Regions from separate parts of the Homo sapiens genome. Here region 2 is linked to region 1. Evidence: read pairs that join two places in POLR2A ChIA-PET (ENCODE). Cell type or tissue: OCI-LY7. All regions are shown on one strand. Each heading gives the region's core, and the rest is flanking DNA. Links, peaks and the distances in the headings are about the cores only.

The links. Peaks named below come from ENCODE experiments on the same cell type or tissue, not always from the same donor. Only the 100,000 strongest peaks of a DNase experiment are listed, where the experiment ranks them.
Region 2: POLR2A ChIA-PET joins it to region 1 with 5 read pairs; 2 of 35 experiments call an interaction of 5 or more read pairs at or near these places.

The regions. Positions count from the first base shown.
Region 1 is chr11:110,285,354-110,290,698 of GRCh38, reverse strand. All of the region lies in intron 1 of RDX (radixin), which reads left to right. Among named protein-coding and RNA genes, the nearest start is that of RDX, 8.6 kb to the left of the region's middle. In OCI-LY7, for the core only: no CTCF peak of the experiment used is centred there; a DNase peak (open chromatin) is centred at 2,948; H3K4me3 peaks cover 689 bases; H3K27ac peaks cover 658 bases.
Region 2 is chr11:109,950,226-109,955,570 of GRCh38, reverse strand. All of the region lies in intron 1 of LOC105369484 (a long non-coding RNA gene), which reads right to left. Among named protein-coding and RNA genes, the nearest start is that of LINC02715, 130 kb to the right of the region's middle. In OCI-LY7, for the core only: no CTCF peak of the experiment used is centred there; no DNase peak of the experiment used is centred there.

The DNA.
Region 1 (5,345 bases), core at 919-4,918:
TACGGAAAAAGTTTGCCGACCACTGCTTTAAGATGTCAGTCGTACATTTGGACAGTTATTATATGCCACATACTCTTTGCATTTGAGAATGGAAAGATGAGTAAAATACTCAGGAGTTCTCACTCTAATGGGCAGATAGATGTGCCATATTGTATTCATAAAGTGTGTTAAGTGCTTTTTTTTTTTTCTTTTTGAGACTGTCTCTGTTGCCCAGGCCAGAGTGCGGTGGCTTGATTATAGCTCACTGTGACCTTGACCTCCCAGGCTGAAGTGATCCCTCCACCTCAGTCTCCCAAGTAGCTGGAACTATAGGAGCTTGCCACCACTCCCGGCTTTTTTATTTTTTGTAGACACGGGGTCTCACCATGTTGCCCAGGCTGTCCTGGGTTCAAGTGATCCTCCCGCCTCAGCCTCCCAAAGTGCTGGGATTACAGGCGTGAGCCACCACACCTGGCCTGTTAAGTGTCACAGTAGTGTGTATAAGTTAATTAATACTCCTTGCAGCAGCATTTTAAGCACAGTATTCTGTGCTGTGAGTTCTGGATGTTTCTTGCTTCCTCTGTTTTTTTTTCTTTGTTAAATCTTCCTGTTGTTTTTGTAAATTGACTGATAATCTTTTAATAAGTTAACCAGAGTGGGTATTTTTGTTTATAACAAAAAATCCTGGTGAGTACATGGAATAATGTGGATGCATTAATGCAACGTAAGGACCCTTGTTTTTTTTTTTTTTTTTTTTTTTTTTGAGACAGTCTCACTTTGTCACCCAGGCTGGAGTGCAGTGGCATGATCTCAGCTCATTGCAGCCTCTGCCTCCTGGATTCATGCAATTCACCTGCCTCAGCGTCCCGAGTAGTTGGGACTACAGATGCACACCACCAAACAGGTCACCACGTCTGACTAATTTTTATATTTTTAGTAGAGACGGGACTAATTTTTATATTTTTAGTAGAGACGGAGTTTCGCCGTGTTGGCTAGGCTGGTCTTGAACTCCTGACCTCAAGTGATTCACCCGCCTTGGCTTCCCAAAGTGCCGAGATTTCTGGTGTGAGCCACCGCCCCCAGTCAACATAAGGACTCTGAGTGAAAGGGAGAATGGGAACATAGAAAATCTCAGCTGTGGTTAATTGACTTTAGATCCCTTTGGCTTGGATTAAATTTTCTTAGCCATTGTGAGGACTCCTGATACTTAAGCTGTTTATAGGTTCTAGACTTAGAAAAACTATAAAAACTTAGTTTGGCTATTCAGCAAAGTTAGTATATATCACCAGAAAGCTTACTGCTAATATCTAATCAACAAGCAGCATGGTAATTACAGTTATCATTAAGTGTGTCAAATTATCTGGCCTTTAATTTGATTGTCAACTTAATTGAAATTATTAAAACAGTTTTGGATAGAGATGGTTAAGGCTTGAATTTGGGAGGCCTAGTTGTAAAAAGTTTTTTTTTTTTTTTTTTTTTTTGAGATAGAGTTTTGCTCTTGTTGCCGAGGCTGGAGTGCAATGGCGCGATCTTGGCTCACCACAACCTCGGCCTCCCAGGTTCAAGTGATTCTCCTGCCTCAGCTTCTCAAGTAGCTGGGATTACAGGCATGCGCCACCACGCTCGGCTAATTTTTTATTTTTGGTAGAGATGGGGGTTTCTCCATGTTGGTCAGGCTGGTCTCGAACTCCCAACCTCAGGTGATCCGCTCACCTGGGCCTCCCACAGTGCTGGGATTGCAGGTGTGAGCCACCACGCCCAGCTGTAAGGAGCTTTTTTTGTTCCCCATGTTCATGTTGGTTCTCTCTTCTTAGTGATGCTTATTAGTTTGGTCATTTTACAACATAAAAAAAGAGAGGAAACTATTGCCCTTGACACTAATCAACAGAAAAATTAAAACTAGTATTATGTGTAAGATTAATTCACCAACAAAATCAACAGACATTTTGAGGCCCAACTGTGAACCAGGCATTGTATCAGTTTTTCAAAAAAGGGAGTTAATATCTAGAAAATTAGAAGCTTAATTTTTTTATAGCAATAGAACTGCCATATAGCCTCGTTGACTGTGTTAGAGAATATTGTCTAATTATAAAGACATTTAAGAAACATACTGACTTTGTTCTGTTTTGAAAATAAGCTATAATATCTGATGTTTCAAAGCACATTAAGGGTAGAATTATTTGTGAGAATTATTTTGTGTTTGCTTCTTTCCTGTTATATAAGTGACTTGCATGAACCTGTTTTCCCATTTCTAAACATTTTTATGTGAATGTTTAATGTTTTCTTAAGAGTGAAATGAGGAAGTTGAACTGGATTTAGCTTTCTTACCTTTTAGTATTTAATAATTGCAAATGATAGTGTATTATTTTGTTTTCTGCTCACCTTAGGAACAATACAGGTATGATTTTCCTTTTTAAATTTACAAAACTCTTAGAAGAGATCCTAAACTCAGTGTAAAACTTTGGTGTTAATATTGCAGTTCAGCTTTATAAATTTTAGAAATTTGCTTTGCATTTTCAGTAACATGTATATTACTCAAACGTTGAATATTTCATTTCCTTGAAAATATCATTAAACCAGAAATCATTTCTACATGAGCAAGACTTAATATCTTATTTAAAACTGCCTCTCACCCTTACAGGAAATCCATTTACAGAGATGATCATACCAGTTATTAATGTGCACTTAAAACATCTTTAGAGGTAGTCTCTTGACCTGCTAACAATAGAGAGCTTTAATAGCCTACTTCTTGAAAAGCCCTAGTAATTGTTTCGAATGAACTTGTCTAAAATGGTATCTGAGAAAAGTAGAATAAGATAATCAAAAGAGCCCAAGACTAGGATTTTAAAGGACTTATGTCTTGTTAAGTAGCCCCCTGACATTGAGCAAGTCATTTATCTGAATCTTAATTTCTTTTTTAGAAGAATGAGAGATTGTAACACCTGTCTTGGGCAGGAAGGGGGAGGGCAGTTATTGTGAAGATAGGAAGTGTAGGCAGAGTGGAGAGTGAGCATTCTACAGATGCTCCCTGTATTCACTACCCTTCTTGCTTTTGGCCTTATTTCTTTACTTGCAAAATGGAGCTAAAAATTCTTGTCCTCTTTGCTTCACTTTGGGATGACGGGATGACATGTCATTATTTAGGTAAAAGTGCATTATTATTGCCATAAAATTTATTAACACTGAGCTAACAGCATAATAAGCATAGTTCTTTGTATATTAAAGGTTTTAAACCCGGGGACCTATGACCTTGAATGGGGAAAAAGTTACATCTTTATTTTTACATTTTCTTGTTATGAGTATAGACAACATTAGCATTAGCAGTACAGTACCAGAGACTGTGTCGTCTATTTTTTAATTTAATTTTTATTTTTTATAGAGATGGGATCTCACTCTGTTGCCCAGGCTGGAGTGCAGTGGCACCATCACTCCTGGGTTCAAGTGACCCTTTAGAATAGCTGGGACTACAGGTGCACATCACTACACACAGCTAATTTTTTTATTTTTTGTAGATTGCCCAGACTGGTTTTGAACTCCCGGCCCCAAGCCATCTTCCTGCCTTGGTCTCCCAAAGTGTTGAGATTACAGGCATGAGCCACCATAACCAGCCCAGAGACTGTTTCTAATAGAAACGGTAGATACTTTTGGAATACATTAAAGCTGTCTCGAAATAACTTAACTGTTACTTAAAGTATTAAAAAAGCATATATATTACTCAAGGTTTGTGTTTTTTATATTTTGATAATCATATTCCAGTGTAATTGGTTTCTTTTGTAATTTTCTGTATTGTGTGCATGTATTTTATGCATTTAAAAATACTTTTCTTAGAAAGAGTTCATAGGCTTCACCAGCAGGGCCCATGCAGGAAAAATAAAATGATTAAGAACTTCTTTAGTAGATTCCATTATTGTGTTGATTGGACTGCCAGAGTTGCCTTATTCAGTTTATACTGTTCTTTGTTGTGCAGCTTTCTCCCAGTAAATTGGCAGATGAGTTCTCTTGGAATATTTTGGTTTCTGGAGAGACCACAATTATGTTCAGAGGTCATTTCTAAGTCCGAAAAGGCAGAAAAAAATTTAAAATAATTAAAATTAGGCTTAGGGAAAAGAGTATCTCAAAAGTAAAATCAGGCAATCTGCTATGAATTATTGATGCTTCAGTGCAGGCACTGCATGGACTAGACTTTATAACACCTGTTTTACCACCTGACAGGTGTGAGTCTTGTGCCACTGACCTAACAGAGCTCAATGTGTCGAGCATGAGGCTATTTTTCCATTGCATTAGGTAGAAAGGAGACTGAGGGTTACCCTCAGAGTTAAAAGACAAAGGAGAGAATGTTTATTGTGTCTATGTTGTCTCTAATGTGTGGCACTGTGTTTGAGTACATATTCATATGAGTGGTTTTCTCGAGATGGGAGACGTTTGCTGGCTGGCAGCATCTCTCCAGACGACTTGCTGGGTATGTTGCTGCCATGACTGCTCTTTTATTGCTTTTGAAGGAGTAGGTATGGAAAAGAGCACAATATATTGCTTTAGGAGAAGTAGGTATGGAAAAGAGGCAGGGCAAGACCACTTTTAAGACATTTAAGAGTGGGAGAAAATTAAGGATTTAATTGGTTTAATTAAGTTTAAACCAATAAACTTGCAGATTAAAATTAAGAGAATTAAGAGTGGGGAGGAGGGAGTAAATATTTTTATGAGGGAAGAGTGGAAATATACAAATATTTGGTATATAAATATGTGTCTTTGATATATAATGGTTTAGGCAATTTATTTTTTATTATTATTTTTATACTTTTTTTAATAGAAGAAAAGAAAGACTTGAAAGACCAGGTTTTGTTTCAAGTTAGAGATGGAACCCCAGGATATGCATCTAGGTTTCTTTGTTTTCCATGTGACATTTTATGAAATTATCTATTCTGCTACTAATAGATGCCAGTTTCAATTAAAAACATACTAATATATTTATAGACTAGAAATGTCTCTTTTTTTTTTTTTTTTTTTTTTGAGACAAAGTCTCACTCTGTCGCCCAGGCTGAAGTGTAGTGGTGTGATCTCAGCTCATTGCAGCCTCTGCCTCCTGGATTCAAGCGATTCTCCTGCCTCAGCCTCCTGAGTTGCAGGGACTACAGGCATGTGCCATCATGTTTGGCTAATTTTTTATTTTTACTAGAGACAGGGTTTCTCCATGTTGCCCAGGATGGTCTCGAACTCCTGACCTTAAGTGATCTGCCTGCCTCAGCCTCCCAAAGTGCTGGGATTACAGGCGCGAGCCACCATACCTAGCCAGAAATGTCTCATTGAGGTTAAACAATATTCTCTTTTATTTTCTTTTGAGATGAGGTCTCACACTGTCACCTGGGCTT
Region 2 (5,345 bases), core at 847-4,846, 340 kb after region 1:
TTACTGCTGATGAAACTGGAGCGTTCCCTGACCCCCCCTAGCAGGACATGCAACAGGGGTGTAGCTTGTCTGTTTGGCACTGTGCATACTCAAACTCCTTACAGGAGGGGGAGCATGCAGATGGGCAGGTGCAGGAGCCGGACCGAGCACCCCTGGGCCCAGGCCCCATGGCAGTGTCTGTGGGTGGGATCCTGCAACCCCCAAAGCCCAAGTGGGCCTGTGTTACAGTGTGCTCTTTTAGCCTTGCTGTCCACGGATGGCTTAAGTGTTAACCAGCTCAGTGCCCTCTTCGTACCTAGGTCTTTGTCTGGTGTCCAGGAAGAATTGGGTCATATATAAACCTGAAGGATGTGTGCAGGGGTTTTGTTGAGTGGTGGAGGTGGCTCTCAGTGGGGTGGATGGGGAGCTGGAAGGGGGATGAAGTAAGAAGATGATCTTCCCCTGGAGTTTGGGCAGCCGGTGTCCGTTCTCCTCTCCGACCATTCGCAGCTGATCTTCTCTTGGCATTCAGATACTCCTTTTTTTTTTCTTTCTGCCATGCTGTTCTTCCGTTCTGCTCTTCTGTTCATTGGCTTGTGGAGTCTGGAGTTTGGGGTTTATATATGTACAGGATAGGGGTGCATGGTGGGCCAAAAGGCAACTTTTGGGCACAAAAACAGGAATGCCTGTTTTCATCTAGTGCTGTGGGTTTCCAGGCTTGCTTGAAGGTGGGGTCTTTGCTGGGGAACCACCCTCTTTCGTGCAGTATTTCCCTGTCTCCTGTCTATACCACTTATTATGGCTTCTGAGTACAAGTGGAAGCTTATACAGTAGCTTGGCAGGAGTGGTGAGCTGTCCTGGATTAGCCTCTACTTGAGTATCTCATCCTGCTGGTCATTTTCTGCTTGTATTGCCGGTCCCTGCTCATCCTTCTGACTTGCACCAGCCTCTGCTGCTGGTGCCCTTAGGTGTAGCCATGCTGTCTGATCTTCAGGTCCTTGTACTCTGGGTCCTCCTCATTGTCTCCCCTTCTTGGTTTTCTGTCCCCCTGCAGCATGCAGGAACTGCTGGATAGGAGCTACTATGAAGCCAGGAACACTAAGGCTCTCTACTGAAGTATGCTATACTTTCATTTCTAGTTCCCTGAATCTATCCTATGATGGCTTATGGCACACACCAAGCTTGTTTTTAATGAATCTTTTTTTTTTAGCATAAAACATACTCTTCTGTCCTCAGTTCCTCAAACCTACCTAGGGGTTTACACTTTTCACTAAGGGTCTCAATCCTGGGGGGTTGGATACTCACCTATGTCTGTCTGTTTCCTGCCTCCCTCATGTCTGGGAGGAATGCTTTATCTGGTTTAGTGGGATATAATATCCATATCATATCACATAGCCTGTCTTTCAGTGTCTTACACTAAACATTCTATACTCAAACCCTCTATGGTTTAACTCTTTGAAATCTATGAAAGTATTTTGCTTCCTCTTAATGAAATTTGGCTGTTGCGAATGAGAAATGAAAGATCTGGCTTTCTTGTCTTTGAAATATGCATCATTTGCTAATTTAAGAAGTTAGAAGATTGGGCAGGGTGTGGTGGCTCATGCCTGTAGTCCCAGCACTTTGGGAGGCTGAGGTGGGAGGATCACTTGAGGTCAGGAGTTTGAGACCAGCCTGGACAACATGGTGAGACTCCATCTCTACAAAAATACAAAAATTAGCCAGGTGTGGTGGTGTGCACCTGTAGTCCCAGCTACTGGGGAGGCTGAGGCAGGAGAATCACTTGAACCAAGGAGGTGGAGGTTGCAGTGAGCAAAGATTGCACCACTGCACTCAAGCCTGGGCGATAGAGGGAGACACCATCTCAAAAAAACAGAAAAAAAAAAAAAAAAAAGAAGAAGAAGAAGCTGAATATTCACTATTTCTTCCCTGCTTCTAAGCCAGGGATTCTAAGACTTCTAGGAATAGAGAAACAATGAGTAGCAAGAATTAACAAAAATTACAAGGATATAGAAGAACTCAATGATATCATTAATCAACAGGATCTAACTTAACTTTCATAGAACACTCCACCCAACAACAGTGAATATACCTTCTATGCAAGGGCCCATAGGTCCCATAGAACATGTGCAAAGATAGATTATACTCTGTGTTATAGAACAAGCCTTGACAAATTTAAAATGATTGAAATCATACAAAGTGTGTTCTATGACCTCAACAGAATGAAAAATTAGTAGCAGAACAAAATAACAGGTGAGTCTTGAAATACTTGGAAGCTAGCACACTTCCACATAATTCAGGAGTGCTGTGGACTGAGTGTCTGTGAGCCTCCCCCTCAACTCCCGATTTGTATATTGAAGCCTAATCACCAATGTGATGATGTTTGGAGATGAGGCGTTTGGGAGGTAATTAGGTCATAAGGGTGGAGAAGAGACAGGAGAGAGCTTGTGCTTCCCTTTCTGCTCTCTGGCATGTGAAAATACAACAAGGAGGCTGCCATCTGCAAACCAGAAGGTGGCCCTCACCAGATGTGGGATCTGCCAGCACCTTGAACTTGGACTTCCTAGCTTCCAGAATTCTAAGAATTAAATGTTTGTTTTTAAAGTCACACAGTCTATAGTATAATTGTTATTGCAGCCCAAATTGACTAAGACAATGCGTCAAAGTGTTAAGATAAATATATTTTTAAAAATATATTGAACTTATAAATCAATGAAAATGATTGAGGTGAGTCTCAATCATTGTAGGAGGTTTATTTGCCAGAGTTAAGGATATATGCTCAGGATACAGGTCTGTGCCTTTCTCCAAAGGCTTTGATATTTAAAGGGGAAAGAGCAGATATTGGAGAAAGGGGTAGAAACTGTTTGAAAGGTGTGGATAGATAAAAGACAGACGGTTACATTTTTGAGTCTTTGATCAGCCTTTCATGGAATATACAATTTACATGTGACAGGGGAGTAGAGGAATAGTCACTTATGCCTTCATCTGGCTCAGAGAATCTGCAGTAGAGGATAGAGTAGGATAGGGTAGAAGAAGCAATCAGATACACATTTGTTTCAGGTGAGTAGAGGGATGACTTTTAGTTCTGTCCTTTGTCCTGCACCTGTGAAAATAAGCTATCAATTTACATGGCCAGGGTGAAATTCAGCAGAACTGTTTTAGGGTAAAGATCTTGGGGCCCACAGGGAATTTCCTTGTGGGCAATCGGTGAGGGAGGTATGTAACTTTTCATCTTTGTAGCTATCCTATTCAGGAACCAAATGGGGGGCAGATTTGCATAACCCAGTTCCCAGCTTGACTTTTCCCTTTGGCTTAGTGAGTTTGGGGTCCTGAGATTTATTTTCCTTTTACAAACTGAGTGAAAATAAAATACAACATTTCAAAATATGTGGGACACAGCTAAAACAATGAGTGGTAAATTTATAGCCATAATGAACTGCAATAATGACTGCTCTCATTCCAGACACAAGTCACCAGTCCATGCCTCCAGAACTTCTGACTTACCAGCTTCAAGTCGGGGTTCCCACAACCCCCACTTTGAGTTCGATTCATTTGTTGGAGTGGCTCACAGAACTCAGGGAAACACATTTGCTGGTTTACTATAAAGGATGCTACAAAAGATACAGATGAAGAGATGCATAGGGCAAGGCATATGAGAAGCAGCATGAAGCTTCCATGCTCTCCCTGGGCATACCACCCTTCAGAAACCTCCATGTATTAGACTATTCAGAGGCTCACTGAACCCTGCCTTCGTGGTGTTTTTATGGAGACTTCATTATGTAGGCATGATTGATTAAACCGTTGGCCAATGATGATCAACTTAACCTTCAACCCCTCTCCCCTTCCGAATGTTGGGGACTGGGGCTGAAAGTCCCAATCCTTTAATCATAGCTGTGTCTTTCTGACAACCAGCCCTATCCTGAAACTATCAATTAACATTAACATACAAAAAGACAGCACTTTGGAGGGTCCAAGGATTTTAGGAGTTGTATGCCATGAAAGGGCGATGAATACCTAATATGTATTACAGGGTAATATTAGCTTCATAAATTGAATTGGAAAGTTTTTCCTCCTCTTTTCTTGAAGAGATTGTATAGAATCAGCCTTAATTCTTCTTTAAACATTAGGTAGAATCATCCCATGGACCTGGAGATTTATGTTTTGGGGTATTTTATAATTATGAATGTAATTTCTTTAATATTGATAGGGCTATTCAAATTATTTATATTAGATTAGTTGTGTAGTTGTGCTATTAAAGAAATTGATCCATTCATCTGTTTCCAAATTTATATGTATAGAGTTATTTGTAATGTCTCCTACATTTAAAGAAGGATTAACACAAATTTTAAACAATCTCTTCTAGAATATGAAAGAGAAGAAAAAATTTCTCAATTAATTTGTGAAGCTAGTATGATCCTGACACCCAAACTAGACAAAGATAGTACAAAGAAAATTATGGACCTATATCCTTCATGAATATAGATGCAGAAATTCTCTGAAAACACTTAAAATATGATTCAGCTACATAAAAAAAGAATTATACATCATGAGCAAATGGAGTCTATTCCAGGAATGCAAAGCTGTTCAATATTTCAAAATCGGCCGGGCGCGGCGGCTCATGCCTGTAATCCCAGCACTCTGGGAGGCCAAGGCCGGTGGATCACGAGGTCAAGAGATCGAGACCATCCTGGCTAACACGGTGAAACCCCGTCTCTACTAAAAAATACAAAAAAGTAGCCGGGCGTAGTGGCAGGCGCCTGTAGTCCCAGCTACTCGGGAGGCTGAGGAAGGAGAATGGCATGAACCCGGTAAGTGGAGCTTGCAGTGAGCCGAAATCGCGCCACTGCACTCCAGCACTCCAGCCTGGACAACAGAGCGAGACTCTGTCTCAAAAAAAAAAAAAAAAATTTCAAAATCAATTAATACAAACATGTTAACAGGTTAAAGAAGAAAAACCACATGATCATATTAATTGATGCAGAAAAATCATGTGACAAAGTTTGAATTTAATCCATGATTTTAAAAACTCTTGGAAAAATAGAAGTGGAGGGGAAACTTCCTCAGTTTGATAAAGAATATCTACTTAAACCCAACAGCTAATGTTACATTTAATGCTAAAAAATTGAATGTTTTTGCCCTATGTCAGGAACAAGGCGAGGATGTTCTCTCTCCTCACATTTATTCAACATAGTAGTGGAATTTTAGATAGCGCAGTAAGGTATGAAAAGAAAATAAATCCCATACAGATTAGGATGGAAAAAGTAAAACTGCTCCTATTTGCAAATGACCTGAGAGTCTATGTAGAATATCCCAAAGGATCTACAAAAATATTACATTCCACTCCACACAGGACCCCCCCTGCTGTGTGG